Linked DNA regions of Mus musculus: all the other regions are linked to region 2. Evidence: chromatin loops called from intact Hi-C (ENCODE). Cell type or tissue: gastrocnemius. All regions are shown on one strand. Each heading gives the region's core, and the rest is flanking DNA. Links, peaks and the distances in the headings are about the cores only.

Region 1 (9,881 bases), core at 1-5,000, 100 kb after region 2:
AGGAGCTACAGTGACTGGGCACGGTCGATCACCAGACACGTGACACCAGAATGTTCTCACACTCAGTCAGGCCTGTTAATCGCTGGACCCTGCCCTGGCACACCAGCAAAGGCAGGAGCTCAAACGGTGACGGTCTGCCTTCATCCCACAGGCTCACACAGCTCCACCCCTTACCTGTCCCTGTACAATGGCCTTCAATAAGGTGAGAACTGCATGCCGGGCCTCTGGTGGCCGCTCTGGCTGTAGCAAGTCTGAGACAGCCTTCCAAAGTGCCTCCACTGCATGCTGCCATGACAAAAAGGGGACAGTGAGAAGGGTGTAGCCTCCAGGGACCTTAGCCCCGCAAAGGACAACACAGAGCACGGAATAGGGCCTTCTGACTTAAAACCGTGACATTTTTGCCGCCACATCTGACACCCAGCCAAGTCTGTTTAATGGGCCCTGGATCTCGGCGTGGAAAAGACCAGGGAGGACAGGGAAGCCGCCTGCCAGGGAGTCCCTGGTAGCTCTCGCTGCACTCAGAGGCACCATGGTGCTTAGAACAAGCAGCACAGATGGAACCCTAAACAGGCATCTGCCCCAGACACCCACTCCAAGGTGTTCCTGTGTGAGTGAGCCCCGACTAAATGTTCCAGATCTGCTCGCTCGGAAGCCAGGTGGCAGCGACAGCGCACGCCTCTAATCCCAGCACTGGAAACACAGGCACGGGATTCTGAATCTAAGGCCAGCCTGGTCTACATGGTAAGTCCCTGTCTCAACCACCACCACGACAAAGAGGATAAGCAGACGTACATAGCCATAAGCTTTTCCAGGAATTCAGGGAAAGCTCATTTCTTTTGCTACCACCAAGGTAAGTCTCTCAGGTTGCACTTAGGGCATTTCTAGAAGCTTCCACATCATTAAGATGAAAGCTAAATTTCTCTAAAATGGTAAAAACTGCCTCATCACAAAGCTAGCTTTCTGGGCTATGCCTATAGTCCTGATCTACACTGAAGAGGCTGAGGAAGGAAGACCACATCAAGTTCACAGCGTATCAGCCTGAACCACACAGTCAATACCAGGCCAGTCAGGGCTACACAGCACATCTCAAAAACAAGAAAAGACAGCTCAAGGCAGCAGCCGCAGACTGGAGATTCTCTAGAGCCTGCAGTGGGCATGACTCTCTACAGCCTGCAGTGGGCATGCACTACTCCAGCAGTGCAGCTGAGGCAAACCCACCTCCTCAAGCTTCTTAGTTTTTGCCACATCACAGATCTGCCCTATCATTCGGATGCGATTGTTGAGGCCGCATTCACCACTCAGTTCCTAGAGAAGAGAAAAGAGGAAAAGGGCTGAGCTTTTAAAAAGAGGTCTTCTTACCCACTGGCCATAAACCACCTAACGTTGTTCTGCATTTCCCCTGTAAACCAATGGGGTTTCTTTCCTCTCTCTGTTTTTTTTTCTCTCTCTCTCTCCCTCCCTCGCTCCATCCCTTCCTCTGTCTCTCCAGCGTTTCTCTGTGTATCTCTGGCTGTACTGAACTTCCCCAGTGCTGGGCAGGATTAGCAGCATACACCAACCACCACCATCACCCAGCATTTTGTTTTGTTGTGTTTGGTTTGGTTTTTTAAGGCTGGATCTCGAGGCTGGTGAGATAGCTCAGTGGTTAAGAGCACTGACTGCTCTTCCAGAGGTCCTGAGTTCAATTCCCAGTAACCACATGGTGGCTCACAACCATCTGTGATGGGATCTGATGCCCTCTTCTGGTGTGTCATCTACAGTGTGTGTGTGTGTGTGTGTGTGTGTGTGTGTGTGTGTGTGTGTGTGTGTGTATGTTAAATAAATAAATCTTTTTTTAAAAGTTCCTAAAAAGAAAGGGTGGATCTCCAATTTAAAAAAGGAAACGAACATCTTTGAGGAGAGGAGGACCCAGTCTCACTACTGTAGCTCAGGTGGGTTACAATTATGTTGCCTCCAACTTCATAATCCTATCTCCTCTGCCTCTCACGTGCTGAGAGAGTACAGGGCATCTATCTACCATAACACTAAACAAAATAAGTTTTCATACAACACCTAACTTCTAAGGCAAGTGTGCTAAAGCAGGACACCAAGATCCTGAGGACAGGCATATATCTGTCTCCACAGTACTGGGGACAGCAGCCCTATGCAGATGGTTACCAGCAACCCATCTCCCACAGAACCCAATGACAGACAAACCCAGCCTTCCTAGCCTTTGTGCTGGGCTAGCCAAGACATTGGCCACTCACTCACTCTCAAGATTTCCGATGTGATGATAAACTCAGTCTGTTTGCCTTCTGCACACCTGGGATTTGGCCTCGATGTTCCCAATCCCAACAGTATCTTGAACTTCTCCTTCAAGCCGGAATCTTTGCTTGTTGGTTTGGCCATGGTGGGCAGGGCAGTACTAGAGAACTGCTCTGTGTAGAAATAAACATATTATTTGATACACCCCAGGAAAGGTTCTCCCTTCTGCCCTCGAGGCGAACCTCCAGAATCCTAGGTCAAGGGTAGGCAATAACCTGTCCTTCCTACAGCCTCTGGGGCAACTCAACTCCATGCAGGAGGAACTCAGCCACAAATCAACTCCGGAGGTATAGGCTTACTCTAGCGACCCGCCTGTTGATTGCCATTAGTTCTCCCTAGGTTAAGGAGGAGCTGTCGCGTGAATAGATGCAGAGGCCCGCTCACATTCGCAATGGAGGGCTTGAAGCGCTAGGACTTGTCAGCGGTGGGAGCGGCGGAGGATTGGAATCAGAACGACCAATTCCCCTCACCCCATCGCGACGCGACCACACAAACCATCGCAACCCGCCCCAGCAGTCAGAGCCTCCAGGGCTACTCACCCCGCGCGCGCCTTTCGCGCGCAGGTCCTCCTGCACCCAGGGAAGGGCGCACACCCCCGGCCCAGGGCAGCTGCCGGAAGCGCAACCCGTACTTCCGGGGGCGAGGCTTTGCTGACTATTTGCGTTGAGCTCTCTGGGAATTGTAGTTTCGCGTGCGCGTTGAGCAAGTGGTGGGATCGCGGGGCTGCTCGGAGGAGTAGTTTACAGCCCAGGCATGAACTCAGGGGTGCGGATGGTGACTCGCAGTCGGAGCCGCGCGACTAGGATCGCGTCGGAAGGGTGTAGGGAGGAGCTCGCCCCGCGAGAGGCTGCTGCAGGTAGCTCTGCGCCTGCAGGCGTTTTGGAGGAAAGGAGGAACGTGGAACTTTGGCTCCAGGCTTGCGTCCCGGGCCGCAGCATCTGACCTAAACTCTAGGCGCCGCGGAGTAGGCAGCTGCCTTGAATCTTGAATTGAAGCTACGCTTAAATCTCACGTGGCCCCACTTCTAGCTTCTTCCAAGGGTCTGGGACCCGCAGGGTCTGCAGGGTCCGTAAGACTGGGTTCTGGATGTATTCATCCACCCTTATCGCCAGTGAAAAGTTTTAGTCCAACCAGCCTAGCTTAGGACATTCACTTGCTCCAGGCTGTCCGTGGGACACAGCTCTGTTCTCAGAGCTGCCTCCCTCTCTTGTAGGGCCAGGCTGTGTGCCAAGAACACACCCAGCTAGAAGTCTTCTCTCCCAGCTGGACGGTGGTTCTGAAAGAAAACAGGCCCAGAGAGAAAACAGGAAAGGGCATGGCACTCATTGTGTTTGTCCTGTAGCCATTAAGGGCCTACTATGTGCCAACTAGTGGTACTCAGGGAGTAATTATCAGCCCGTCCCCGCCTGGGACTTAGACATAAGTGGCTAGAGCAGGAGTGTGCGTAGGCAGCAATGGTCTCCCAGAATCGGTTCAGTAGTAGAGATCCGCTGGGATCCAGGCTGAGGCTTGGCAAGGGCCAAGGGCCACAGAAAGTGTTGATACTGTTAAGGCAGCAAATGTTTTATAGTAGTAGAGTTTGGAGCTCATCCTAAATGCAACGATTTCTGAAAGGGGAGTTGCACTGTCCAGTTTGGGTGTGAAGAGAGAGGTTCTCTTGAATGTAACTCAAAGGACTTGGGACAAAGGAGAGAGGTTATATTATCCTAGAGGCTGTTACTAGTGTCGGTGTGCTAACAGGCACTTTGTCAGACTGTCATGTACTGTTGTGACAAGGGCAGAGCACAGCACTTCTGTACACATCGTGGTAGATAATGGACAGTTAGTTGCACAAACAAGTGTGGGGATGTGGATTGGCAGGTAAGCAGCACCCTTCCCCCACCCTCATATAAAACCCACTCCAAAGACTGAATGGCACTTTTTTGCAGAAGGAAGAAAAAGCCACAGGCCCGTGAGACATCCACGGAGAACACAGAAAACGCATGTGGCCTATGAAGCGGCTAATGGTGAGGAAGGCGAAGATGCTGAGCCCCTCAAAGTGCCCGTTTGGGAGCCCCAGAACTGGCAGCAGCAACTGGCCAACATCCGCATCATGAGAAGCAAGAAGGATGCACCTGTGGACCAGCTAGGCGCCGAGCACTGCTATGATGCAAGTGCCTCCCCGAAGGTATGCAACACCTCCGCCTATCCAGCAAGGTGCTTACTTCCTTTTAGGTCTCTACCAGAAAAAGAGCAAGACCTGCCAGCTCTCCCTGCTGCCATACAGGAGGATACATACATACATACATACATACATACATACCCAGGAAGATGCGCTCCTCCCATAACCTTAGAACATGTACAACGTACATCACCTGTCAATCATTGTGGCCACCGTGCATGGCAGAGTGTCTGAGACTTGAAGCCTCATGCACAGTGGTGGTGCATTTGGGAACATCCAATAATGCAGGAGAAGCAGACTCCCTTACATTGTGTTGGTTCCTTAGACTAACCATAGGGCTAACTACCTTCGGATCCTGGTATCCTGAGTATCTCTAACTCTGGCCCTTCTTGTCTATAAAATGAGTAGTGTTACACTGTAACAGTAGCAGCTAGCTATGGTCTAATATCCATCCCATACAAGGTATGATTCCAAGCAATTCATCCAAGCTTCGGCTACTCTATAGAAGTATGTGACAAGACAGATGGGTAAGGGACTTGACTGGGACCCGTCCTTGCACAAGCAGGTGAGGAGGTACCAGGTACTCCTGTCGCTGATGCTCTCCAGCCAGACCAAAGACCAGGTCACAGCAGGTGCTATGCAACGGCTCCGGGCCCGGGGCTTGACTGTGGAGAGCATCCTGCAGACCGATGATGACACGCTAGGCAGACTCATCTACCCTGTGGGCTTCTGGAGGGTAAGCATTACCTTTGGCAACAGAGCCAAGAGGGGGCACTGTTCTGAGGATGTGAGGCGGGCATCTCTGACGACAGAGACTCTTCATGCTTCTGACTTGCCACAGGTCTATCCCATGGGGCTAGTACCCTGCCCCTGAAGTTCCTGGGATGCACCTCTACACATCCCTTCATTTCTCTACCCTCCTACCCAGCTGCCTCCACTTCCTTTCCTTCCCTTCCCCTCCTAGGCTCCCCAGACTGTGTCACTCCACAGAACCCTGGGAGGTGGGTGGAACTGTGGGGAGGGCGCTTCCCCTTGGCACTGCGTGGGCCACCGTCTATCAGATTGGTTTTAAATAGCCCTCTCCACTCAGGCACAGGATGGGAACCACCCAGCTGTTCTGTCGGTTGCCTGGGGGAGTCCCAGGCTCCAGCCTTCCTTCCTGAAGGCCCAGGTGCTATTGAGTCTAGGTACTGCTTAGCCTCTGGAGGGAATACTGAGGCAGAGGACCCCAACTGGTTCCCACACACTAGGGGGGGGGTGTCTAGTTATGCGCTGGAGACCTGCCAGGAGTTCCTTCAGGCCTCTTTGCTGCCTTCTTCACCTCCTGGAGAGGTGGGACATAGGCAGGTGATCTGTGACGCTGGGCACCTATGGGTCCTCCCGATTAGGCTATGCCTTGCCCCAAGGCTGACCCACACCATCTTTCAGAACAAGGTAAAATACATCAAGCAGACAACCGCCATCCTGCAGCAGCGCTACGAAGGGGACATCCCTGCTTCCGTGGCTGAGCTGGTAGCCTTGCCAGGTGTTGGGCCCAAGATGGCACACTTGGCTATGGCTGTGGCCTGGGGGACCATATCAGGCATAGGTGAGTCGTTTGCGCCACAAGGAGGGAGAAGTCAGCTCTGAGCTTGATTCTTCTTGGGTTCTATTGGGGTTCCCCAAAGTTTTTGTGACTCAAACCAGAGTAGCAAAAGGGTATGGTCAGTGTTGAGCAGACTGACTGCTGGGTGCTGAAGACAAGAACTCAACGTTGGCCGGGTTCCATCTGCATGCTGATCTCTATGAGGGACTTGAAGCCAGCTGATGTGCACACACTGTGGAGCCTGACTTAGGGCTCTGGAAAACCTTTCGGTTTTGGTTTTTGGGGGGTGGTATTTGTTTGTTTGTTGGGTTGTTTTGTTTTATTTTTGAGACAGGGTTTCTCTGTGTAGCCCTGGCTGTCCTGGAACACACTCTGTAGACCAGGCTGGCCTCGAACTCACCGAGATCTGCCCGCCTCTGCCTCCCAAGTACCAGGATTTCAAGGTGTGCGCCACCACCACCCATCGAATCTGCCTCAGCTCCATAAATCCCGGGCTTATAATCATGCTTGACTGTGCCTAACCCCAGGAAATCTTTCTGAGGTCATGTTTCAGTTTAGAGTTTCTTGTGAGTTAGTGGGACCAAGAGGTGGAAGTGTGTCCCAGACAGAAGGAAGAGCAACCATAAAGCTGAGTAACGACACAGAAAGCTCTAGAATGGGTGAGGCAAATTGATGTCGTGGTGGAGGAAGAGGAAGGTGGTCTTGTGGGATGAGAATGGGCAGTGATGTCTGGCATCCTTTTTCTGAGTATCATCTGGTAGCATTTGAAGCACCTTGGTGTAGCTAGGTTGAAGACATACTCCCTGGGGCAGTGACAGAGGTGCTGCCTTCTCAGAGATTTGCCTAGAGTTGTCGGGGCTCCTGTGGTCACATTAAAAAAAACAAGATTTAGTCCTGAACTCTCTTTGGGCTCCCAACCCTTGGCTCCTGCATGTGCCCAATGGAGGGATTCCGTCAGAGGTTTCTAAGCTGGTAGGGCCTTTTAGCACTGCTCAGTGGGTAGAGGGCAGCTAGGGGCCCAGGGCTTTGACTGGAAGCTGGTGACTGCTTGTTGGCACTGAAGAACAGTGAGCATTGGAAGAGCCAGGCCAGGTAGGAAGTGGGTGAGGCCTCCCGCCTCAGTCTCCACTCCTCCCCTCCCAAAGCCACCAGCAGCCTCTTAGTTGACACTTGAGCTTATCTAGCTGGTGTCCTCAGCTGCCTGTGTCCCAGGAGTAGGAAGTGTCTTTGTTGGGTAGCTCTGTGGGGGAAGGGCCCTGCAGGGAATTATGCATGCAGTGGTCAGGACAAGGGCTGAGTCCACCCACTTCTCTGTAGTCTACCTGCTGTGAGAGCCCTAGGGTTGCCTCTTGAGGAGAAAATGTGTTCTCTCAAATGAAAAAGCTGGAACTCTGGAGTTCTGACCTTTGCAGCTGGGTGACCTTAGGTCAAACATAGGGCCTCTCTGAGCTTGAGTTCACCTCCAGTGAAGTGACTGCCCTCCGAAACACCACAAATGCATAGGAAGCCCTTCTGGCCAACATAGGAGGTTTATACATGTGGTCCTGCGTTGGGCCTCTGGGGTTCTAATGAGTATGCTCGCCTCTGTGACACGGAGAAGGAAAAGGCTTCCATGATATGGCCCCTCAGCCTGCACCTCCAGCCTTTTCCCCAGACAGTTAGCACCATCAGGGAGCTGGCATGGGGACTAGCAAGCTGTTTGACAAACCTTTGAAACAGAAAGGCAGGCATTGCAGTTGAGCAGGTGGCTTGGCAGGAGCCCCCAGTGAAGGCATGAGGCCGAAACCCTACAGTGGCCAGCGGATGGGAGCAGGGATTGGAACACAGCTGGAGCCACCCTGATCCTGCTCCCCATTCTGTCCCCAGTAATTTCGTAGCAGGTACCAGCTACCTCTGCAACAGTGACCCACAGGGCCAAGCTTCTGCCACCCAGTCCAGTGCTCAAAGCCAGTGGATAGCTTGGAAGGGGCCGTAGGACCCAGGAAGATGGAGCAGAGGAAGCAGAGGGAGGCCCTTTTCTAATCCAGGCCTCATTCTTGGATTTAGACTAAGTTCACACTTTGGGGTTTGAGGCTTGTTTTGTTTTTCCCAGGATAGAGGTGTTTTGTTTTTGTTGTTTGTTTGTTTGTTTGTTTGTTTGTTTGTTTGAGACAGCCTTACTCTGTAGCCCAAGCTTGCCTTGAATTCAGAGCACTGCTACTTAAACCTTTTAAGTGCTGGGAAGGAACCGCCATGCCTGCCTTACCCTTCGGTTGTTTCGTTTTGTCTTGTTTTGAAACTGGGTTTCTCTGTAGCCCTGGCTGTCCTGGAACTCACTTCACAGACCAGGCTGGCTTTAAACTCAGAGATCCACCTGCAAGCCTTTAATCTCATCACTTGGGAGGCAGAGGCAGGTGGATTTCTTGAGTTTGAAGCTAGGCTGGTCTACATAGTAAATTCTAGGAGGATAGTCAAGGCCTTGAAGAAAGACCCTGTCTCAAAAACAAACAAAAACCAGGCTGCTTACACGCCAGATTGAGGGCTCACTCAGACAGCCACTGCAGATACTTACTGTACCTTCTCTCATGGGAGGGACCCTGGGCTGTCACCTAGCCACACTTGCTTAGGACCGGGGACTGGGATAGGGACACAGCCCAGCTGGCAGAGTGCCCTTGGTCAGCCTGCCTTGTCTCCAAGCAGCAGTGGACACACATGTGCACAGAATAGCCAACCGACTGAGGTGGACCAAGAAGATGACCAAGACCCCAGAAGAGACACGTAAGAACTTGGAAGAGTGGCTACCCAGGTACAGTGTAGCTTGGTGAGCTTGGGGGAGGGAGGTGTCCTGCTGTCATCCACACTGACCTTTCTCTTACCCTCACAGGGTGCTGTGGAGTGAGGTCAACGGACTACTGGTAGGCTTCGGCCAACAGATCTGTCTTCCTGTCCATCCTCGATGTCAGGCTTGCCTCAACAAGGCCCTGTGCCCTGCTGCCCAGGATCTCTAAGGGCCATAGGGCTTCCTCTGGCTAGTGTCTGTGAGGTGCCTTTGTGGGGCGGGGTGGTAAACTTTGGGGGGTGTTTGCAATAAACCTGGGAAGTTTTTCACAGTTGATTTCTTGGCCCGTTGGCTTCAGATGAGGCGAAAAAGCATGTGTGTGATGCAGTGTGTCCGCTCCAATCCCATGTGGGGGCAGGATCGTCTGAGAGACTGCGTGGGGACAGTGAGGGAGGGAGGGATGGGAGGGGAGCATAAACCGAGGAGGGAGGAAACAGAGCCAGCTGCAGCCAGCTGCTGGGAAGCCTATGGGGGAAGCATCCCTGTGAACTCTCACACACTGTCCTGCGGCCCAGCACTCCTCTGGACCTAGCTTCCAAACTCACACTTGGCCTGTGCCTGGAACCCACCCCATGTTAACAGAGGAACTCTAGACTCAGGACTTGACACAGTGGGAGGAGAGGATGACGTTGTTCCTCACTCACCTAAAGGTCGTCTGGAATGGGCCTTACTCCTCCCCACTACCCCTCAACTGAAGATTCAGAAAACACACAGGCGCCAGAGTTCAAGGCAAGGCCTGTTTAATTTGAGGGCGCGCGTGCGCTATGGCTTATGAGGCAGACTGCAGTGCCAGTGAGTGAGTTTGGGGAGTCAAGGGTGGAGGGTAGGAGCCAGGTAGGCATAAGGCAGGGGACAGGCCCAGGAGCCCAGGATCATACCTGAGAATGGCTCACACAGACCCACGATTCCAGGCCCTGGAGCTGCAGAACAGGATAAGGGGCTTGTCCGGAGGCTGCCCTCTTGAGTCATGGAACACCCATCCTCTGGCCCCTCAGAGAGCCTAGGCTCTGCAT
Region 2 (10,546 bases), core at 3,372-8,371:
TTTATAATAATAAATAATCTTTGGGCTGGAGCAAGTGAGGCCAACTGGAGCGAGTAGGGTATATACATAAAATAAATAAATTAATTAAAAAAAATAAGGCCGGGTGTGGTGGTACATGCCTTTAATTCCAGCACTTGGGAGGCAGAGGCAGGTAAATTTCTGAGTTTGAGGCCAGCCTGGTCTACAGAGTGAGTTCCAGGACAGCCAGGACTACACAGAGAAACCCTGTCTCGAAAAACCAAAATAAGTAAATAAATAAATATTAAAAAGAAGGGGAAAAAAGCGTGTGTGTGTGTGCGTGCGCATGTGTGCTGGTACCTATAGAAACTAGAAGGAGAGCTGGATGCCCTGGAGTCAGAGTTTGAAGTGGCTGTGAGCAACCCAATGTGTACAGTAGGAACTCAACTTCAGGCTGTTGCTAAAGCAGGAAGCTCTCTCTCTCTGGTTTTTCAAGACAAGGTTTCTCTGTGTAGCCCTGGCTGTCCTGTAACTTGCTCTGTACACTAGGCTGGCCTCAAACTCAGAAATCCACCTGCCTCTGCCTCCCAAGTGCTGAGATTAAAGGCATGTGCCACCACTGCCTGGCAGGAAGCGCTCTCTTAACCAATCCCTCAAGAGTCTTTTTCTTTTTAAGATTTATTTATCTAATTTTATGTGTGTTACTGTTTTGCCTACATGTATGTATGTGCACCATAAACACAGTGCTCACACAGAGGCCAAAAGAGAACACTGGACCCCATGAACTAGAGTTATAAACTGGGAGCTGCCATGAGGGTGCTGAGCTCTGACCTAGGTTCTCTGCAAGAGCACGTACTTTTAAACACCGAGCTATCTCTCCAGCCCCAAGATTTTTGTTTGAGAGGCTGAACCTGGGATATACAGTGCTACTCTGACAGACAGTCAGACAGACAGACAGACAGACAGACACACACACACACACACACACACACACACAAACACACACACACACACCATCCATAGAGAAGGACACTACCTATCTTGGCTGTCACCAGCAGACAAGCAGCTCAAGGCTTCAGTCTTGCCAGAGCTGTGGGTGGTCAACAGGCTAGCCTTCAGCCAGAGCACCTTCTGCTCATATTTGCCAGAGTTTGAAGCACATCTCCTGGTATGAGGAAGCCAGTGCGGGGGCCTGAAGAATGTCCAGCCCCTACCTCAGCTCCCCCGGGCTCAAAACCAGATCTGGCTGCCAAATCCTATAGAAACAGACTTGGTTGCCATAACAAAGCTATGTGCACTTCCTCTGGCTGTTCCCTTGAATGTCCCCTTAAGCACATCTTTTCCATCCCAAGCAGGCAGGGTATTACAGCCAAGGTCCCCAGAGTGCCTTTGCTTACCTCAGACTTGAAGATCTCCCAGAATCTCTAAAAACCCTGGACACAAAAAACCTTTTGCCTCTTTCCCTCCCAGCTTCCCAGCTAGGCCTCCATCCTCAGTTTTCCTACTGTCTATACCCACAATCCCAACTCAGTGGGCGGGGGTCCCTTAACTTGCTTCTCCTGCCCAGTGTTCTGCTTCCTTCTTACACCCCATATCCAGCCTCTGTACCTGGCCTGCCCAGGCTGAACCCCTTCAGAGCTCAGTGAACTTCAATTCCCCTGCTGCCAGGGGCCCTAGCCTCACTTCACTCACATTTATTTGCCTTGTCTATGGTATAGGAATCAGGCTTTCTTTGTCTAGAAGTGCAGAGGACTTCCCAGGGGAGGAGAGTAGCCAGATCCGAGCACACAGAAAGAACACTCTGAGATATATGTCATCCCATCCCAGTGCCTTGCTGTCTCAAACAAATCCAACTGGTATCAAACTTGTGGCAGCAGGTCCAGGGATCTGCTTAAGTGGCTTTGACCCCCTTGTGTATGCTTCATCCCACCCCACAAAAGCTTGGGTAAATCACTAAAGTCCCAGGCCAGCAGGATGAAGAGCAGAGACCTCTCCAGCCCCACCCACACCTGCTTCCGGCACCCACAGCAGCTCCACTCATCAAGGCCGTTTCCCCTGCAAACGCGACCCCCTCTGGCATCCTCCTCTGGCTCTCTTGGAACTGGACGCGTTTATTTCTTGGCTTCTATGCTTCTATACTGTGACCTCCTCTGCTTGGGACTTTCAAGAATCATCAAGTCCGACACTAGCAGCTCAGTCTTAGAAGTCTATTTTCTTTAAGCCATTTACTCTTCCCTAGGACTGGCATTCTGGGATACTAAGAGTATCTGTTGAAGGATGGGGGTTTCTCATGCACAAGCCAGTCAGAGATCTGATAAACTGCTGGGTGCCTACAGATTTATGGGAATCCTTGTCTACAGTACGATACAACCAGCTGACAGTTCTTAAAAGCAGCCATAGGCTGGCACTTCACACATATGGCGCTTATGGTAGAGTAATAATGACCATGGGCTCTAGACTCAGACAGACCTGGGTTCAAATTCTACTTTGACCATGCAAGAGAGGAATAACTGGGTAAGTTGCGTGACCTTGAAGGAGACTGTATTTCTCACTATAAAACATTTTAATGGATCCAAGTCGGAAAGGAGCTATCAGAGGTAGCTTCAGCTCGACCTTCTTCCTATTTTCTGCACCAGGCATTGCTTCATCTGAGATGTATACCCTCTGGGGCTTAGAATAGGGATACCCCCAAAGACTGTTTAGTCTGACCCCCAAGGAACTAGAAGCCAGCCAGAAAGAAAGGGTATGGAGCTCCATTTGTTTCTAGTGTGTCAGCCTCAGCTCATTACTAAACACCCCGATCTTTCCTGTTCATTTCCTGAAAGACTCTGATGTACAGCTACAAGAAGTTATATCAAGGAACTTCTTGGATTTGGGCAATACTTTTGGCCACTCCTTCCTAGTCACCTTAGTCAGGCTGTACACAGCCATTCTCATTTCCTGAAGAGACAGCTGCAAATAGATTTAGGACCTCAGGGTACAGGGACTTGAGTTTCTGCAGAGAAACATGAATGTATAGAGGATCTTCAGGATTGTCTTTATGACTGCAGCAGCGCCTGCCACAAAGATCCTCAGGAAAGAGATCTGGGACATGGAGAGGCCCCTGAAGAACAAGGCTGCAAAGGAATGAGCCTGTGCGTGCAGGGAGCGGGGCAGGAGGGGAGATGAGACAGATATCTCTAGACCTCAGCCTCATCTGATCATGTTGGCCTGCCTCAAAAGAATCTAGGCTGGGACAACTGGCCTCTAGTGAGGGTTAGAAGACGCTGGTCTAGCTTCCTCACTATTTTACTTGACTCATAAATCATCACACATACCAGAGGCTCTCAGACTTTACCCTGCTCTGCCTCTTAACCTTACCTATCACTTACCTATACTTGCTGGCTTGCTCCTCTGACTCCCCCTGCCTGTAAGGCTCTTCCTGAAATGTCTCAAGACTGACTGCTTCTCCATCAGATCTTCAGCTAACTGTAGGTCTCCCTACCAAAGATTTAAGAACGCCCAATACTCAATACTTTATCTGTGTTCAGTTCCCCCCCCCCCGTAAAACTTATCACAGTTCCTCATGATTTTTAACTTTTTATTTTAACTAGAATAACAGTACTGCAGGTGAGTTGCCACAAGGAGACAGTTACCAAAGTCTTGAGACATTTTTGTCATAACAAAACAGGGCTGTGGGTGTTACTACTACCATTCAGTGAACAAACTCAGAATTGCTGCTGGACTGCGTACAATGCACAGGACCCTAGAGGCAGAATGGTCTGTCTCAAAACCGCGTACCAGATGAGCTTATCAGTTTGGAATCCGGTTCTCCGCCGACTTTCCAGAGCCTAGGATACTGCTTGGCACACAGGCAGCGCTCAAAAAAACATAGGAGTGCAAAGACAACGAAAGAGAGAGTGAAGGGAAGGAGTGACAGACGGATTTACTTGGAGTCAGGAGGACTTATAGAGGCTGAGACCCCAGCCGTCTCAGTCCCGCCCCCCAGGCTAGGCCCACGACCGCTCGCGACGCTCCCACAACCAGCCCGCGCTCCACCGCACTCCCCGGAAGAAGGAGCCCCAGGTCTTGTGCTCCGCGCACTCACTCACCCGCCCGCGGCTGCCTAGGAGCAGCGACTTCACCCACCGGCATCATCTTGCCCCTCTCGGCCCGCGGCCGGGAAAGGTTTCAGGATACAGGAGCCGGAAGTCCCGGGGCAGGTCGGAACTTGTAGTTCACGGACTTCAGGAACTCTAGGTGCTGCTTCACGCTTTGAGCTTCCTAAACTACGACTTCCGGCGACCTCTGTACTGAAGGACCGGATTGGTAGCTTCAGAATCACTCTATGTTGCACATTGGAATTTGATTGGCTAACTGAACTCGTCACTCATGGACTCAATGGCTCTACAACCGGGAGGATATTCGAGCTACTCAAAATACCGCCTCCAAAACAAAAGTCGCTGTACGATTGGTGGAAATTGCAGGACAGCTCGAGGAGCATATCAGCAGTGGAGGAAGGTGGGCACTTCCTCAGAGGTGGCCCAATCACATAAGGGGCAGTTCTATAAACTCTTGAGCCTCGCGAGCAGTCGCTCTTTTTGGGAGTGAGTGTGTTCGTGGTCCCTTTCATCTAGGTTTTGTAAGGAACGTTTTGGGAGTAGTGCTCGCCGAATGGAACTCAAAGGACCTCTGCTACAGATCTGCCTTCCTCCCGAGCTGAAGTGCTTTAGTCCTAAGGGTTTAACCCTTCCCCATTTTTCTTCTGACTCCATTTTTGCAGGTATGAACTGGTCGGGCCTGGCTTCCCTTTTCAGCCCCAAGCCCGTGATGAATTAATTTCTGACACCTCGTATGAAAACTGCATGCGTAGTCTGATTACATTATAAGACTGAGGCTTGGGCGCGACGTCACTAATTGGATGGGTTTTGAGTGAAAAGTTAACCAAAGTAAAGATTTATGTTTGATTTTTTTTTTTTCAGGGCATGTTGAGTCGGCTGCATCTAGAGATCCAACGAGTAGGAGTGTTGGCTGGTAAGCTGGGCATCCGTGTATCTGAGTTTCTTAGCAATAAAGTGAAATGCAATCTTACTGTGGTTTCAGACGTTGTGATTTCATGTGCTGATAGCACAGTGCCGTAGAGGCCCTGGTTTGGCGTCACACAGTCCGCAAAGGGGTTGACTAAGATATTCTGTTTGAATCATTCTAATCTAGGGTGACCTTATAAGCCAGCACTACTTAAGGAATAGGCTGTGGGGCACCCTAATCTTGATAGTAAACTATTCCTGTGGGAATTTTGGTGACGGTATCAGCGCATGTGTAAATTAAGTGTTTCCCCAGGTGAAGTACCTTTACCCCCCCACTAAGCCATTTTTGCCCCAGGAGGTGGTTTTCCACAGATGACACAAACTCCAGAAACACCTTTATTAATAGGGACTTAGAGGACAGGTTTTCACTCAACATTTGTGGCTTGGTGACTTTAGTACAAAGTGGAACGGACTGGGCCAGCCTGCTAAGTTGTGACTGGGTTCTATCATTCTGACCTTGCTGTGCGTCCCTATATCAGCCTCCTAGTGAGTCGGAAGCAGTCCAACAAATGGACAGTGACTGACATAGCCTTGAGTGGGGTCCTGTCTGAGCAGTGTGCTGCGTGTGGTCCCCCTCCTCACTTCTGGGAGTGCCCAGAAGAGGGCAGCAATGTGCTGTGGCCTGGTTTTTATGCTTCAAGACCATTTCTGGTGGCCACTGGGGCAAAGGGTAAGCATTAGCCTCTGGTGTCTTTGAGAAGACACTAGGGCATCCATCCTTTGAGGACAAGTCTATAGACTCGGGCAATTCTCAAAGGCAGAACTGCTTCCTCCAGCGTGGAACTGAGTTTCAGCAAGGTTCAGAGTCGACAGCAGGAGACCCCTCGGCCCTCCCTCTTAACATAGTCATGCAGCCTGAAGCGCGGCTCGCTGGGAGCCTTGGCTGATCTCTGTTTCAGCTCCCTGAAGAGCAACAGGGGAGGGGATGTAGATAACATAGAACAAGGTAGCCCACTTATCCTAGAATGTGAGGTAGTGTTTGTTCATTACCAGGACTTACTTTGCTATGGCTGTAAAAGCCAAGTCCACGTTGAGGCCAGTCCTTGCGCTGGTCTCCATGAAAGGTAGCCCATACTCCTGCAAATAGTTACTGCCAGCTAGGTGCTGGGCACCTGGGGGCAGCTCAGTGTCCCAATCTCAAGAACACCCTCATCGTCCTCCCTGTCGACTCACCTTGGCTAATTTCTCCCCATCTTCCCTCTTTACCACACGGTCTTGAGTAGAGTCAACCTGGCCAGGCACAGGGATTTCATTAGTGCCTGTCCCCGGTGCACCCTGTGGGCCAGGCTGGAGAGGACAGGCCCAGAGTCCTACCTTGTTCCCTAGCAGCATGAGCACCACATCCTGCTGGGCATATTCCTGGATCTCTGTCAACCAGGCCTGTATAGGGAAAGCTGAGGCCAGTCTCAGGGCTGGTCCTTGTGGCCTCTTGTGCCACACCTGATTGAGTGGCTTTGCTAGAAGCCCTTATTTATCCAGGTGGTCCTGCTAATGGAGCCAGGTGTCACCCAGGCCCGTTGAGTTAGCCAATAGCCTGGCAACCATGAGCTGAGGGGTTCATCATGTCTATCCTTCCTGTTAAGTAACAGGACTCGGGCTCCTGATGCCATTTAGACAGTCTTGATTCATTCCCCCACCAAGGCCACTGACCTGAATGTTGTCGAAGGAATCTTTGTTGGTGATGTCGTAGAGCAGCAACAGTGCTGGATATAGAAAGCAATGAAGACGTCCCTGGGGGGGGCCTGGTGGCTCCTAACTACCTGCACCCTTTTAGATACTCCCAAGTGACTGCATCACCCTCACCTGCTGTCCCATAAGTGTGCCTACTTGCCTCCTGCCCCCATGCCAGTAGGCAACCCACACTATGTGGAGGATAGCCAGACCCCATGTCAATGGGCTTACCGTGAGCATCTCGGTAGTAGGCATGGGTGACACTTCGGAACCGCTCCTGACCAGCTGTGTCCCAGATCTGTGGCAACAGGCACTGGTCATACTGCCCAACCTCTCTCCCTTGTGTCTCCAGCCCCACACTCCTGTCACCTCACCTGCAGCTTCACCTTCATGCCATCCACATCCAGAACTTTATTCTGAAACAGAAGCAGCCAGCAAGCAGTAAGGATGCCTGCCATCCTCTGGTGGAAGTAGGAAAGGCAGTAATAGAAGCAATGGATGGACTTCCCACTGAGTGGAAGTTGGAGGCCCTCCTATCCCATTCCTACAGTGCCTCCAGTGCCAACCCTGGGCCTCTGTTAACAAGCACGTACACCCCAGGTCATACCAGCTCCTACTTGTCAAAAGTGTGGAACTGTTAGTACACTTCCGGCATAAAGACAGATACTAGCTTAGGAGCACCTTCAACTTGAGCTCCTTCACCCTGCCTGGAGAAGCTGATTTTATCCCCTCCCCCCTCAGTCACTGGGACACCCATTTCCCAGGAGATGGTCTTATGCTTGTCTGACTCTCTACTGTGCCCACAGAGCCCAGATCTATGGTTGATATATAGGGGATATTCGTGAATTTGCTGTCTGCAAGTTTTCCAGATCGGTCCCTTTCAAGATGAGACACTAGACTAAAGTGCCATCCACCTGTCATCCCAAAGAAGGGCTGACTAGAGGGTGGAGCTACAGGAGGCCAAGCCTGGCTCTCCCTTTCTCCAGAGCTTCCAGATCTTGAGGGACCCAGGCTCAGCCTGGCATCTGCCTGGCACAGGAGGGTGCTTCGCCTTTCCTGCACCCTGAACAGGGGTGCAAACCAAGCAGCCCTACAAACCAAGAGGAGGAGGGGGAGGCCATGACAGGCAAGGAGACCCGTTTTCATGCCTCTCCTCCTCCCTCTGGTACTTCAGCCTTTACTTCACCCTAGACTCTTATAACCTAGAGGGCTTAAGGAGACCTACAGTCTTCCAGGCCTGTATAGGATAAAGAACAGGTCCCACTGGAGGGAGCCCCTTTTCCTGTCTCCAGAAATGGGCCTTCCTCCCAACCCCCTGCTAACTGGGTCAAATTAAAGGGTGAGAAAAAATGCAAATTCAGGATTTGCCAAGAACACACCAACACCTCAGCACATGAGATTCAGACTGGGTGGGGGTGGGGATGGGCTTTAACACTAGCACTCGAGACCCTGCCTGGGATCCTAAGGAGGTCTCCATATGCAAATGCAGGGATCTCCTGAGTGAACAGGCCTTAGGTTTTCTCTCGCTGTCACTATCCTGGAGCACAGCATCAACCCCTGGGATGAGAAAACGGCTTCCGCTGAATGCAGGCACTACCCTGGGTATTAGGAGGCTTCCCAGGACCCCCGGACTCTCAGGGGTGGGTGGCAGATGCTTTGGTAGCTAAGCTCCACCCCCTGGGCCTATGGACATGTCAGGAGATTGAGAATCCACAGCCAAGGGTACTAGGAGGACTATGTATAGGAACCATAGCACAGTGGGACCCAGTCAGAGCTCGGGACACCGGCCTCTACTCTCACCCGGAAGTCGATGCCCACAGTGGAGATGAAGGTACCAGCCAGGAAAGCCCCATCCTTGAAGCGCACAAGCAGGCAGGTCTTCCCCACACCGGAATCCCCCACCAGCATGACCTAGAACAGGCAGGAGGATCAGAGGATTCAGGCTTGGAGCCGAGGGCCTTGCCCACCTAGAGATGCTTCTGATCTGCCTTGAGCTGTGGGGGAGGCAGGAGAGGAAATGAGTATCCCAGGCCTGTAGGTTCAGCAGTGTGGACCCCAATAGCATGGATGCCCAGCTTCTCTCTCCCCCTCCCCACCCTCACCCCCGTTCACCCCCTATCACCTCTCCCTCCAACAATGCTGCCTCAGTCACAGAGAGTGAGGACAGCTGTCCCCATCCAGGACCTTACCTACCCCTCCTCCATGGACAACATGCTTGATCTGGGAGGGCAGCATTTGGGGCCTATGGGGAGCAGAGCCATGGGAGTGCAGCTGGAAGCTCCTAAGAGACCTTTGGGGACTCAGTATTGGGGGCCTCTTCGAATTCCAGCAAAGACACAAATCTCAGCAGCAAGGTTCGGAAGAGGTGTGACAGCTTTTGAAGTGAAGAGGGGGTAGGGATATCTGTGGGCCTGAGGGCCAGACCAGTGAAGTCTTTCCCACCCACATGATCCCTCAGGCCAATGTTTCAGGACCCAGTGATGGCCCTGCCTTCGGAGGTCAATTCACCTAGGCTTCAATTTTGTTCTGGTCTAGGGTGGCCTTGTTCTCTTCTCTCCCAGAAAAAGGACACTTACAGCCCCTTGGGGGGGTGAGGGAAGGCAGCATATGGATGGGAAATGATGAGACAGGAGCACCGGTAGGGGCCATAGATCCCAGAGGGACAGCTTCAAAACTCTGATCTTGCTTGGCCTTGCAGTAGATGGAGTGGGGGTAGGGCCCTGCCAGCTGTTGAATACCCCAGACCCTAGTCTAATAGTTGTGTTTGTGTGTGTGAGAGAGTGTACGCGCGCGCTCGTGCACGCACGTAGGGTCGCGTGACAATGTAAGGTACTGCCGTGCCATCTGCAAGGTGCTGTGCCAATTCAGCGCCGAGGGTCTGCAAGGCCCTGCACTCTTCCCCAGCGGCAGTCTAGGATCCAACGCCACCTGCTGCATTCCCATGGCGGGGAGGTGCCTGGCTCACCTTGAAAGCAACATCGTAGAAGTCTCCAGTGCTACCAAGTGAGGGCCGGATGGACTGCGGGGGCCCATTGGGCGGTGCCTCTGGGCCAGGGCGCACAGTCCTCGGATGTGCCAGACGTGGCCCATTGGTGGCGGCGGCGGCGGCGGGCAGCGTAGAGGTAGCCGGCTCACTCCCCCCCTTGCTCTTGGGGGTCTTCTTCCTGGACATGGTTCTCAGTGTGCTCCTGCTGCTACCGCTGTGTCCCGGGTTGTCCCACGCCCCGTGCCCGCCAAGACCGACTCGGACCCGAACCCGTCCCGCAGCGGCAGCGGCGGCGGCAGTAGCAGCAGCATCTCCAGCACTCAGTGCCTGCCCCGCCCCCGCGTCCCCACAGGCGGCGCAGCCATTCAGGCCCAGCCTCCCGCCACCACTGCCAATGGTCGCTCTGAGGCGGAGCCATGCAAATAAGTCTGTCGCTCCAGGGGCGGGGTCAAGAGGTCCCAAGAAGGCCTTAGGTGTGCATCCCAGGAGCATGCTCCAAGTGCACTGTGCTCAAAGGGCTCCAGTTGTCCAGTGAAGGAAGCACCAGGATCCTGTGTCCTCTCTTTGCCCCAGTCTTCAATGTCCCAGGTCAGTAACCTAGCTCAATAGACTAGTCCATGGACCTGGGACTACGATGTGTTCTGAGATGAGGATGCTGGGGCAGATGGCTTGCATGAATAGGCAGCCTGAGATTCAGGGTTTTTGTTTTTGTTTTTCTATCAGAGATACCAGCCATCTGACTACTTGTCCTCAATGCTATTCCCTCCAGGATAGGCAAATTTAAGAAGCTCCAACACTCATGCTTCACAAACAATCCCTGCTGCACCGAGCACTCTGGGCTCAGCTGATCAGAGGCATAACGGGC
Region 3 (10,546 bases), core at 2,109-7,108, 120 kb after region 2:
CGTTGACCTCAACCAGGCGGTCCCCGGCGCGCAGCGCGGCCGCCTCGGCTGGGGAGCCTGGCTCCACGCGCCGGATGAACTGGCCACGGCGGCCTTTCTCGCCATGCAGGTGAAAGCCGTACCCTTGCTCTCCGCGCACCAGGCGACACAAGCGGGGCCGCAGCGATTCCAGCGCGGCCATGGCACCCGCTGCCCCCTGGCCGGCCGCGACTGGCCACGGCTCACACCACCCGCAGGCTGGAGTGCGGAGGCGGCGGAGGCGCGGGCGGGAGAGCAGGCAGCGGCCTCGGTGGCTCCTGCTCAGCTCGCGTCGCCTCGGGCTCCGGCTTCGGCTCTGGCCCTGGCCCCTGCTCCTGCTGCAGCGCCGCCCCCGCGCCCGCCCCTTCCCCGCCCTCCTGGCTGCCCCCGCCCTAACCCAAGCCCCGCTAGCTAGGCCCCTGCCTGGGCGCCCAGAAACCCTAGGACCAAGGAGTGGGATTGCTTGGTCAGGCAACCCTCGAGTCCCTGGGAGTCCTATCTTAACCCATTTTGGCCACCCTCCGTAGCGCCAGCACCTTTGACTTCTGTCCAGGAACCACTTTTTTGGACACCTGCATATGGTACAGTGAGAGAGGTTCCAGAAATGGGAAGCCTCTTGTCAGAGACACTCTACACAGAGGCCAGAGGGGAAGTGCAAGGGCCACTGCGCCCTTTCCTCGGGATGCACCCCACCCTCTACCTACCAGGAGTGTTCTGCCTGCTCCCTCTAGATCCCCGAAGTTGTCTTGTCCCGACCCAAAGAGCAACAGGCAAGAATAAGAATTTAAAGAGACACCACGGCAACCAAGGTCTTTGTCTTTAGGCAACCAAGGACAGCAAATAGGTGTCCCCTTGTTCTTCCCAGGAAGTGTTTGTCCATTAAACATCCTGTCTCCTGTATTCCCTGCTTTTTGGGAACATGAGTTTATCTGGCAGAAATGGGAGGTGTGTGCTGTCTTCCTCTTGACCTAGTATGAACCGTACTGAGGACTTTGGTCCCTGAGCTCTAGGTGGTGATCAGCTGTCCCAAATTAAGCCCCACAGGGCTCCCAACGCCGGTTCCTAAGTCTATAGTCCCAATGCACTTAGATTTACAATTGATGAAATTCTCATCTACTCTTACAGGAAAATAGTCCCACTGAAAACCCCTTATGCATTCCTATATGGTTTTCCAAAAAACAGCCCTAGAGAAAACTGACCATTTTACAGATCAGGAAACTGAGGCCTAGAGAAAACCCTCTGCTAGAGTCCAGTACTGTGAGACTGCACTTTCACCTTGAAGCATCCTCCCAACACATAAGACAGCTGAGATCCAGGCTTACCCACAGCCTGCTTCTCCCCAGCCCACAGCTCCTCACTTACCTGGTCCCCCGGCGTCAGGTACAGCCAGCTCAGACAGTTCCCCATGTGGATAGGAGAAGCAGTCCTAGCTCAGTGTTCTCCTCTCCCTCCCCTCTCTCCAGAACCCTTAGCTGAGGCTTTCAACCCCCACCCAAGCACTAGGACCCACCTCTCAGCAGCAGCCCCTTGGGTACCCACACCCTAGCTGCTGCTCCTAAAAGGCACTTAGGCTGAGGATACTTTGTTGCTCCCTGCCTCCAGCCCTCTCTTCAGATTCTAGCTGATGCTGCCACAGGCCTGACTGACCACTTCCATCTATCTGTCTGCCTGCTTATCCAAAGAGTTTGTCTTTCTAGCTTAGGATTGGTTTCACTGAGCCTGGCGTAATGCTGGTTGCCCATGGAGATGGTTAATGTGTATAAACTATGTATATCCCATCCGTGTGAAACTTGGAAGTTATCCCCAGAATAACCAGGAACCTGCCAGACCTGCTAACAGCATCTTTGTGGTCACACTAAAGAGGTTGGCAAGATGGGAGATCTCTAAGCCAGGAATTGAGGAAGGTAGGGGACCTTTTCCCACCCCAACCTCGGGCCCTTCACTGGCTCTCTGTCACCAAAGACTCAGCCCATGACTAAAAATAGGATGGGGGCTTGGGGGAGGGAGGAATAAGGGCAGGAACATGTAGTCTCAGAGGGGCCAGGAGCCAAGGATGATACAGCTCTGCAGTCACAGAGTAATAGCAAAGGAGTTCCTAAAGCGAAAGGGCTGGAAAGTGCCAAGGAAGGTGACAGAAAGGAAGTCTTAGCCCATCAGTGGGCTTGAGCCACAAAGGAAGCCTGGACCAGCAGTGTGAAACAGCAAGGAAGGGAAGCCAGGCCGCCACCAGAAGTCAGCACCTCTGTGGTCTTTGTAGCCAGCCTGGATAGAATATTTCAAAAACAAGAGCAAACAATGGGGCCAGAGAGATGGTGCCTCTGTTGAGAGGACCAGGGTTTGATTCCCAGCAGCCTTCAGGCAGCTTCCAACCATCCATAATGGAATCCAACGCCTCTCTCACAACCATTCATAATCCAAGGGGTCCAGCCTAAGCTACAGGAAGACTGTCTCACAAACAAACACAAACAAACTCAGGGATGAGAATGTAGCTGAGCTGTTAGAGTGCTTGCTCAGCATGCAAAGAGCCCTAAGTTGTATCTCGACCATTCCACAAACCCGCTGGGCATGCTTCTAATCTGAACACTTGGGAGGAAAAAAAAAAAAATCAAGATCATCTTCAACTGCATAGTGACTTTAAGGCCAGCCTGGGCTACATGAGACTCGGTCTCAAGAAAACAAACAAACAAACAAACAAGCAAAACTGATTAAAGAGATGGCTAAGTGGTTAAGAGTATTTACTCTTCCTGCAGAGACCCTCTGTTTGGTTCCCAGCACCTACATGATACCCCACAACTCTCTGTAATTCCAGCTTTAGGGGGATTCAACACCCTCTTCTGGTCTTCGTGGGCAACTTCACTCATGTATGCATACCCCTACACAGACACAGGATTAAAATACACACACCTCACAAACCAAACTGGACAAGAAAGAGCCCATTTAAACAATAAAACAGAGCTCGGTCTAGTGGCTAGTTCCAACACTAGGGAAGCAGAGGCAGTTGGATTTCTGTGAGTTCCAGGCCAGTCAGGACTACACAATGAGATCCTGTATCAAAAATGAAAGAAAGGAAAACAGCCAGGGCAGACCAAGGGTGACCATTTTTTCAAGAGGGAGTTGGTGACAGGCACAGGGGTAGAGGAAAAAGCCTGGTGCAGCAGGGGTGGGGGTCTCTCAAAGACCACACCTCCTGGACCTTCTTCCCTAATTTCCTCCAAGGCTTTAGGCAGACAGAAAACCCCCGTGGACCTGAGAGGCAGGTACAGTGCAAGTTGAGACAGAACGAGACTTGAAGGTATACCCTCCCATGAGGTTAGCACCTCAGAGAATGGGATAGGAAGGCAGGTGGCTAGTGAGGCCTTAAGAGTCCAGAGGGCTTTATCTTTCTTCCTCTTTAAAAGGTGGGGAAACCTAGCCCCCAGGCCGGCAACATCCAAGAAGGTTGAGACAGCATGGGATGCTTAGGGGTATGTTCCCCACCAGGCTTCACCCACCCTACAACCTGCTATACAAATGGCTCACCTGTGTGACAAAGAACTGATATAGCAGTCCTTCCCTCCTCTGGATTATCCAAGGCAACAGAGGTGCCCTGTTGCACCCCTAGTGAGACAGAGGGTTTTTCACTAAACAGTATATATATAAAAAAAAAAAAATAGGAGGCAGAGGCAGGCGGATTTCTGAGTTCGAGGCCAGCCTGGTCTACAAAGTGAGTTCCAGGACAGCCAGGGCTATACAGAGAAACCCTGTCTCGAAACACCACAAAAAAATAAAAATAAAAAATAAATAAATAAAAAATAAAAAATAAATTTTAAAAAATGTATGTGCATCTTTCTTGAAAGCGCCAAGGCTGTGTGTGTGTGGGACCTGGGAAACCCTGTTTCAGGGGAGGAGCCCGTATTCTGACACCTGGTAAAGGCTAGGATCGTCCTGGAAAAGCGCAGCTACCTTAATGGGTAGTAATGGCCCTGCCTACATCTATCAGGTCTCGCTTAAGGCCTCCCTCCAACTACATCACGCCTCTCTTTGGATCCCCAAATTGGAGCAGGCGTGATCAGCGTTACGAAAGGAGAAAGTACAGAAATCCGGAAGAAAAGGGACAGGGCAGGGAGAGAAAGGGTGGAAAGAAGGAACAGGAAACTGACCACCTTCAAGAATTTGGAAACCTCACCCCGCCCCCTTCCCTTCCTTGGCAGTGGACGGCCGACGATAGCTGCGTAGCGCCACCTGGCGGAAGGAAATGTGATTGCTCCATCGCGGGGCAGGACAGGGGCTGGAAGGTTAGGGGTGCGTGGGACACATCGCAGGCAGATAGATAGATCCACCTCATACTTCACTTCCTTAGTTTAGACCAGTTCCACTTCTGTGGGTTTGTTTGTTTGCTGGTTACACCACTCAAGCAGAGGAATGCAAGCCTTGGGGAATAATAGAAAGAGAAGACCTCTAATAGGACTCAGCTAGCTCTGCCCTTCACCCTGGGCCCTGGCACCCACTTCTCTAGAATGAGATTGGTCTAGGCAACCAAACCAAGTCCCCAGCCCTTGTGACCAAACATTTGCCAGCTACTTGGCGTTCCACACCGGCACTGGCAAGCACTGGGTAAACATTGCTCAGACCCAAGGAAACAGAGGTTTGTGTACCTTGGCCTGAGCAAGAGAGGTCCAGAGCTGGAGAAGCCCCTAAAGGATCATTTAAAGAAGCCTGAAGAGTCTTTTGTAATGTACTCTCTAGGATGCTCAGGATACATCTAGCAGGAGGTAGGAAGGACAGAGAACAAATGTAGCCGAGCAGAGAGCGTGAGAGCATTATGCTCACCCCAGGGGCAGTGGGGAGCCAGTGGGATATTGTACACCTGGGAATGACAAGGTCAGGACACTGATGTTTTGAAAGGTTAAATTTGTTGCAAATCACAGCCAAAATAGAGAGAGAGCTGAATATATGAATAAATAATACCTTTAGTCCTAGGGGGCAGGAGGTAGAGGCAGGCAGATCTACAGAGGCCAGCCTGGTCTACAGAGTGAGTTCCAGGACAGCCCGGGCTACACACAGAGAAACATTGTCTCTAAAAAAACAAACAAACAAACAAACAAACAAAAACAAAACAAAAAAAACCCAAACCAAACCAACTGAACAAAAAGAACTGGGAGAAAGGCAGCATTTTTGGGCCCACAAGATCGCTTGAGAGATAAGGCAGTCATATAACCTGAGTTTGATCCCTGGGACCCACAGAGTGGAAAAAGAGCCAACTCCTGCAAGATGACCTCTGGCAGCTACACAGGTGCCTTGGAAGACGTGTACCCACACCCCAAATAAATGAATAGATTAAAAACAAAGATAAACAAAAAGTGTAGAGCCGCTGATATAGCTCAGTGGGTAATGGCTGCAAATTTGTCCCCTGGGACCCACATGGTAGAAGGATAGGACCAATTCTAGCATGTTGTCTTCTGACCTCCGGAAGTGTGTACACACTCACAAGAAAGAAACAAAGACCTCAGCACTCGGGAGGCAGAGGCAGGCGGATTTCTGAGTTTGAGGCTAGCCTGGTCTACAGAGTGAGTTCCAGGACAGCTACACAGAGAAACCCTGTCTAAAAGAAAGAAAGAACGAAAGTACGAAAGTAAGAAAGAAAGAAAGAAGGAAGGAAAGAAAGAAAGAAAGAAAGAGAAGAGAAGAGAAGAAAAGAAAAAAGACAAAAAGAAAGAAAGAAAGAAAGAAAGAAAGGAAGGAAGGAAGAAAGAGAAGAGAAGAAAAGAAAAAAGACAAAAAGAAAGAAACAGGGCTGGTGAGATGGCTCAGTGGATAAGAGCACTGACTGCTCTTCCGAAGGTCATGAGTTCAAATCCCAGCAACCACATGGTGGCTCACAACCACCCATAACGAGATGTGACTCCCTTTTCTGGAGTGTATGAAGTCAGCTACAGTGTACTTACATATAATAAATAAATCTTTAAAAAAAAGAAAGAAACAAAGAGAACAAAAATAAATAAACAAAATGTAATTATAAAATGCAGGAGGCAAAGACAAAGCTCAGGAGTTATATGTGCTTGCTACTCTCTCAAAGGACCCGAGTTCAATCCCAGCACCCACATCACAACCACCTGTTGCTCAAGTCCCAGGAGATCCAATGACCTCTTCTAGCACCCAAGACACTGCCTGCACATGTTACGCTTGAATACGTGCAGGCAACACATATAATTTTTTAAATCTTTTAAAGGCGTGGAGCGCTGACCTATAGGGAGGAGGGCTCTCAGTTGGTAGGAGGACATAGTGGGTCAGGAGTGGCCTGAGTGGGGCAGCAGTCGGGGTCCACCTGTTCTTTGCCTTTGGGAAGTGGATCTAGAGGGGAGCTCACCACATGTTTACAGGGGAATTCCAACAGCAGATGGGGAGGGAGATTTGAGGAGTCCCAGCACTTAGGTCTGAGAAAAGACAGATGCTAGAAGTTTGGAGATGCAGCAGAGGGTGAGGGGTCTAGTTGTGTGAAGCTGGATGAAGCCCAAAGATGTGCATGCATGGGTGTGAGTGTGGTCTCTCTGTGTGTGTGTGTGTGTGTGTGTGTGTGTGTGTGTGTGTGTGTGTGTGTGTGTGTGTGTTCTGTCCCAAGCTAGTCTGGAAATTACTATGTTAATTATGCTGGTCTCAAATTCACAGCAACCACCCTGTCTCAGCCTCTCAAGTACAAGAATTATAGATCTGTGCTTCGATACACAGCTTGATCACATGGGACCAGAGCAAAAGACTGGAAATGCAGAGGAGAATGAGAGTCCGGGAGTGGGGGCTGCGGGGGGGGGGGGTTCCTTCAGAGTGGAAGCCTGGCTATAAAGGAAGCCGGCGCCTTCTGCTTGCTCTCCAGATGCTGACGGGAGGGAAAGGATTCAAGGAAATTCAGGCTTAAAACTAATACCAGAAAGTGGGCGAAATCCTGGTGTGCTGCCTGGGCCAGAGGCAAAGCTCACACTGCAGAAAAGTCTCAGCAATCAGGACAGAGGACAGAGTGAGGGCCACCTGAACACTCCACTCCCTAGTTTCTCCCTCCTGGATGCTTCGATGGTCTGGCCAGACCCAGGGGTGTCTTGCTCTGATCCCGGTAGAAGTTTGGTGGGTGGGTCATCATATTCGGGACCCTGAACACACATGAACAGGGAAGGGAACATACGGAGGAAGCAAGCCAAGGCCCCGGAAGCATCTCAGCTTTGCTCTCCGCACTGTGTCTGTCCCTAAGGACAAACGGATGAGCTGGTCTGGTCAGGGAGGGCTTCCTGACATTTGCCAGGGCGTAGGCGCGCAGCTATGTGCGCTCTGAAGCTAGATGCTAAGTACACAATGAGAAAAAGGGTCACACGCGGGGGCGCAGGAATCAGGTTGGTTTTATTGACCAGACCACGAGGCCTGACTGGAGCTTCAAGCTGTGCTCCTGCCTAGGTCAAGCATGGGGGCGCCATCGGTTCTTGGGCCTGACAGGATCGGCAAAGATGACTTGCTGCAGGAACCATGGCTGGGCACGAAGCGTCTCTCCGAAGGCTCTAGAAAGAACAAAGCAGGACTCTAGAGACAGGGGCAAGGCTCTCCATTCTGTCCTCAGGTTGATATGGAAGGAACTCTGGGAAATTCTCCTAACGTGATGGGAAACAGAATGGGTAGGGGGGGCGTAGTGGCCCACACATGTAAAATCAGCAACCAGGAAGATAGGGAAGCATAATATCAAAAGGGGGGGGCTGGAAAACAGGGTATAACTCAGTAGGCAGAGTGCTTGCTTAGCATATGTGACGTCCTGGGTTCCATTTCTAGTACCACGTAAACCGAGTGTGGTGGTGCACACTTGTAATCCTATCACTTGGTATGTGGGAGAAGGATCAGGAGGAGTTCAGCCTGAGCTACAAGAAAAAGGGAAAAAACAAAAACAACAACAACAAAAACCCACCAGTACCCATAGGCTCGCGGTCTTGTGTGGTCTAAGACCCCTGGAAATTCCCTTGCCAGATGCCACGCCCACCTCCTCTCTTTCCTACTTACCTAGCAGCGGGCTCCTCTGAGATCCAGGAGTGAAGGCTTAGCGACTGCTCCGGTTGGCGGACTCCCTCCAGGTCCCGCGGACTCCAGGGTGCATGGACGGGAAGCCCTGCAGGTGAGCTCCTGCTTCGTACCTCCCACAGCTCCTGCCCTGAGGAAGGAAGCAGGAGAGCGCCGCGGGCGACCGGTCCTGGGAGCCGGGAGAGGGGTCCAGCAGCCCCGCCCAGGGCACGGCGCCACTGGTAGGGCGAGCGGCGCAGCCCCATGAGCAGCCCGGAGGCACGACCCACTGTGTGATAGCGGGGACTCGCCACGTGCTTATACCAGGCGCTGGCGGGCAGCGGTAGCAAGAGCAGAAGCAGCAGCAGGGGCAGCAGGGGCCGGTTCCTGGGAGTCCCGGGCCCAGGGCCCCGCACTTCTCTGTTAGACGCCAGCGCGCTCACGTCAATTGCCCCTTGGAGGGTTAGGACAAGAACTGGGTTTATGTCTCCGAGAACGAGAACGTCGGAGCTCCAGAGGATGGAGAAGACCAGTCAGTTGGTGCGACTACAGCCTTTCAGTGGCCCCGCCCCGGATCGCCCCCGCCGCACATGTCGCACTCACCCAAGGGAGAGGAGGATGGAGAGGGAGGTGAAGAGGGAACCCAGGCAGCTAGAAGCCTCTCAATGAGTAGTTCGCAAGCTGGACTGTGTTTGAAGCTCTAGTGGGGGATCTCCTTGCTTACTCTTTCCTCGCCCCCAGAAAGGGAACTGTCAAGGAGGGAGTTCCGGTACCACGGTCTCAGAATACAAGAATGGGCTGCCAGGGGCAAAAGGATGCCCCCTTGGTAGGAGTTGCTTCAACTGGAGCACTTAAGGAGAGGAGACAGCAGAGTTCTGGTGGGCTAGCATAGGGCAGTTTTGCGCGTGGGGCCACTCTTCCCTGAGGGCTGTACCTCTTCTTACCTAGTACAGCTCCTGAGATCCCACCCAAACCCAGTCTGCACTACAGGTAGCTTAATACTTGGAGACCTTGAGCTTGGGGCTGAGGCATGGGAACACGTTCCTATCATCCCAGCATGGATCTTGAGTTCAAAACAGCCTGATTATGTGACCCTAGCTCTAGGAAGAAGAAGGAAATCAAAGAGATGGGGGTGCGGGGAGCTAGGAAGGCAGGAAAGCAAGCAGGCAGGACAGTTTGGCCACATGAAGCCATCCCTGTGGTTTCTGGAGAGCTAGAATGTTAAGAGGTTCCTCCTGGAACCCTCAGCCCCAGGAGGCTTGACTGGGCCCTACCAAACTCCAGAGCCTCCTCTGTAACAATATCTTGGCACAAGACCTCCTCCCCAGCCAAAGTCAATCAGGGGAAGGGCTTAGCCCCACAGCAGGTGACTTGTTCACCTGTATATAAGAATATTCCAGTTGGGCATGGTGGCGCACTTTAATCCCAGCACTTGGGAGGCAGAGGCAGGTGGATTTCTGAGTTCGAGGCCAGCCTGGTCTAAAAAGTGAGTTCCAGGACAGCCAGGGCTATACAGAGAAACCCTGTCTCGAAAAACCAACCAAACAAACAAACAAAAAAAGAATATTCCTCCCTTATCTCTTTTCCTAGCAAATTTCTATAAACTTCAAGACTCCACTAAAATGGCTTTAGTCACCTCACTCCTCTAGCACTTACCCACTAAGACATCCCTCAAGCCTCTAGTTGAGAAGTTCTCATACAGCCCGGACTGGCCTTGAGCATGCTATGCAGCTAAGAATAACTTTGAACTTCTGACCCTCCTGTTTCTACCTCCAGGGCTAGGTTTATAGATACAGGCCACCATTTCCAATTTGAAACACCTTATTTTGATCTTCAAACCAAAGGAACCGCCTGTTCCTATGGGAGCCCTAGTCTTGGAGAGAGCAGCCTGGAGAGAGGAGTGGGCAGGAGGCTCAGCATGACATCGCCCACTGCCTGGCCACTTAGGTCCCCAGGAGCTGCTGCGCACTCCAAATCAGTGGGGAGATGGGCCAGCAGTTAGGAGAAGTGGCTGCTCTTCCAGAGGACATAATCTTGATTCTCAGCACCTATATGTGGTTCATATGTCTGTACCTCTAGTTCCTCTTTGGCCTTTTCAGGCACCAGGCATGGATGTAGTCCAGAAACATACATGCAGGTAAAACACATACACATATATACATATTTCATACATATAAAATAATAAGAAATGTTTGAGTTTTTAAAAAAGAGAGTGAGGGGGACAGAGGAGTCACCTATCCCAGAGGTAGAAGTGCCCCAATGGTTCCAGCAGGTACCTCCTCACCTGGATCTGGGTGGCTGGGTTCAGATATGCTACAGACTTGATGCTGATGAAGGCAGAGAGGGTCTGTAAGTGCTATCGTTTCCTCTGCCTCTCTATCCTCCCTTAGAGTGAGGGAATGGTGAGAGTGACCACTTCATCTCTTTGCGTTAAAAGACAAGTAATGACAAGTTTGCCTGCCACTCACACATGTAGGAGGCTGGGGCAGTGAGTTCCCAGCCTGCTGGAATTACATGGTTAGGA

What was found. Hi-C counts contacts between places; a loop is a spot of excess contacts. Peaks named below come from ENCODE experiments on the same cell type or tissue, not always from the same donor. Only the 100,000 strongest peaks of a DNase experiment are listed, where the experiment ranks them.
Region 1: it touches region 2 in a loop (1.8-fold over the local background); 5 of 42 quality-filtered maps call a loop at or near these places.
Region 3: a loop joins it to region 2, with 4 times the contacts of the local background. A loop is called at or near these places in 17 of 42 quality-filtered maps.

The regions. Positions count from the first base shown.
Region 1 is chr17:24,629,695-24,639,575 of GRCm38, forward strand. Tsc2 (TSC complex subunit 2) reads right to left here and starts at 2,933. Exons shown (of 42, transcript NM_001286713.1): 1 at 2,844-2,933; 2 at 2,251-2,417; 3 at 1,219-1,305; 4 at 175-285. The coding sequence starts at 2,388. Nthl1 (nth (endonuclease III)-like 1 (E.coli)) reads left to right here and starts at 2,988. Exons shown (of 6, transcript NM_008743.2): 1 at 2,988-3,160; 2 at 4,233-4,471; 3 at 5,031-5,201; 4 at 5,894-6,053; 5 at 8,730-8,835; 6 at 8,914-9,144. The coding sequence starts at 3,058. The coding sequence ends at 9,037. Slc9a3r2 (solute carrier family 9 (sodium/hydrogen exchanger), member 3 regulator 2) reads right to left here. Exons shown (of 7, transcript NM_023055.2): 7 at 9,588-9,881. In gastrocnemius, for the core only: a CTCF peak has its summit at 3,029; DNase peaks (open chromatin) are centred at 2,944 and 3,514; H3K4me3 peaks cover 2,003 bases; H3K27ac peaks cover 2,876 bases.
Region 2 is chr17:24,523,717-24,534,262 of GRCm38, forward strand. It overlaps Traf7 (TNF receptor-associated factor 7), which reads right to left and starts at 4,222. Exons shown (of 21, transcript NM_001172113.1): 1 at 4,050-4,222. It overlaps Rab26 (RAB26, member RAS oncogene family), which reads right to left and starts at 10,031. Exons shown (of 9, transcript NM_177375.1): 1 at 9,661-10,031; 2 at 8,496-8,606; 3 at 7,070-7,111; 4 at 6,927-6,993; 5 at 6,675-6,727; 6 at 6,339-6,404; 7 at 6,198-6,254; 8 at 6,025-6,101; 9 at 5,338-5,927. The coding sequence starts at 9,867. The coding sequence ends at 5,825. It overlaps Rab26os (RAB26, member RAS oncogene family, opposite strand), which reads left to right and starts at 4,535. Exons shown (of 2, transcript NR_045289.1): 1 at 4,535-4,720; 2 at 4,920-5,028. It overlaps LOC115488833 (a small nucleolar RNA gene), which reads left to right and starts at 4,760; the gene lies at 4,760-4,837. It also overlaps Gm33508. In gastrocnemius, for the core only: a CTCF peak has its summit at 5,615 (motif pointing right); DNase peaks (open chromatin) are centred at 4,211, 4,377 and 5,623; H3K4me3 peaks cover 2,468 bases; H3K27ac peaks cover 2,549 bases.
Region 3 is chr17:24,649,970-24,660,515 of GRCm38, forward strand. Slc9a3r2 (solute carrier family 9 (sodium/hydrogen exchanger), member 3 regulator 2) reads right to left here and starts at 336. Exons shown (of 7, transcript NM_023055.2): 1 at 1-336. The coding sequence starts at 181. Npw (neuropeptide W) reads right to left here and starts at 8,583. Exons shown (of 2, transcript NM_001099664.2): 1 at 8,026-8,583; 2 at 7,360-7,535. The coding sequence starts at 8,456. The coding sequence ends at 7,436. In gastrocnemius, for the core only: a CTCF peak has its summit at 4,248 (motif pointing left); a DNase peak (open chromatin) is centred at 4,221; H3K4me3 peaks cover 361 bases; H3K27ac peaks cover 1,024 bases.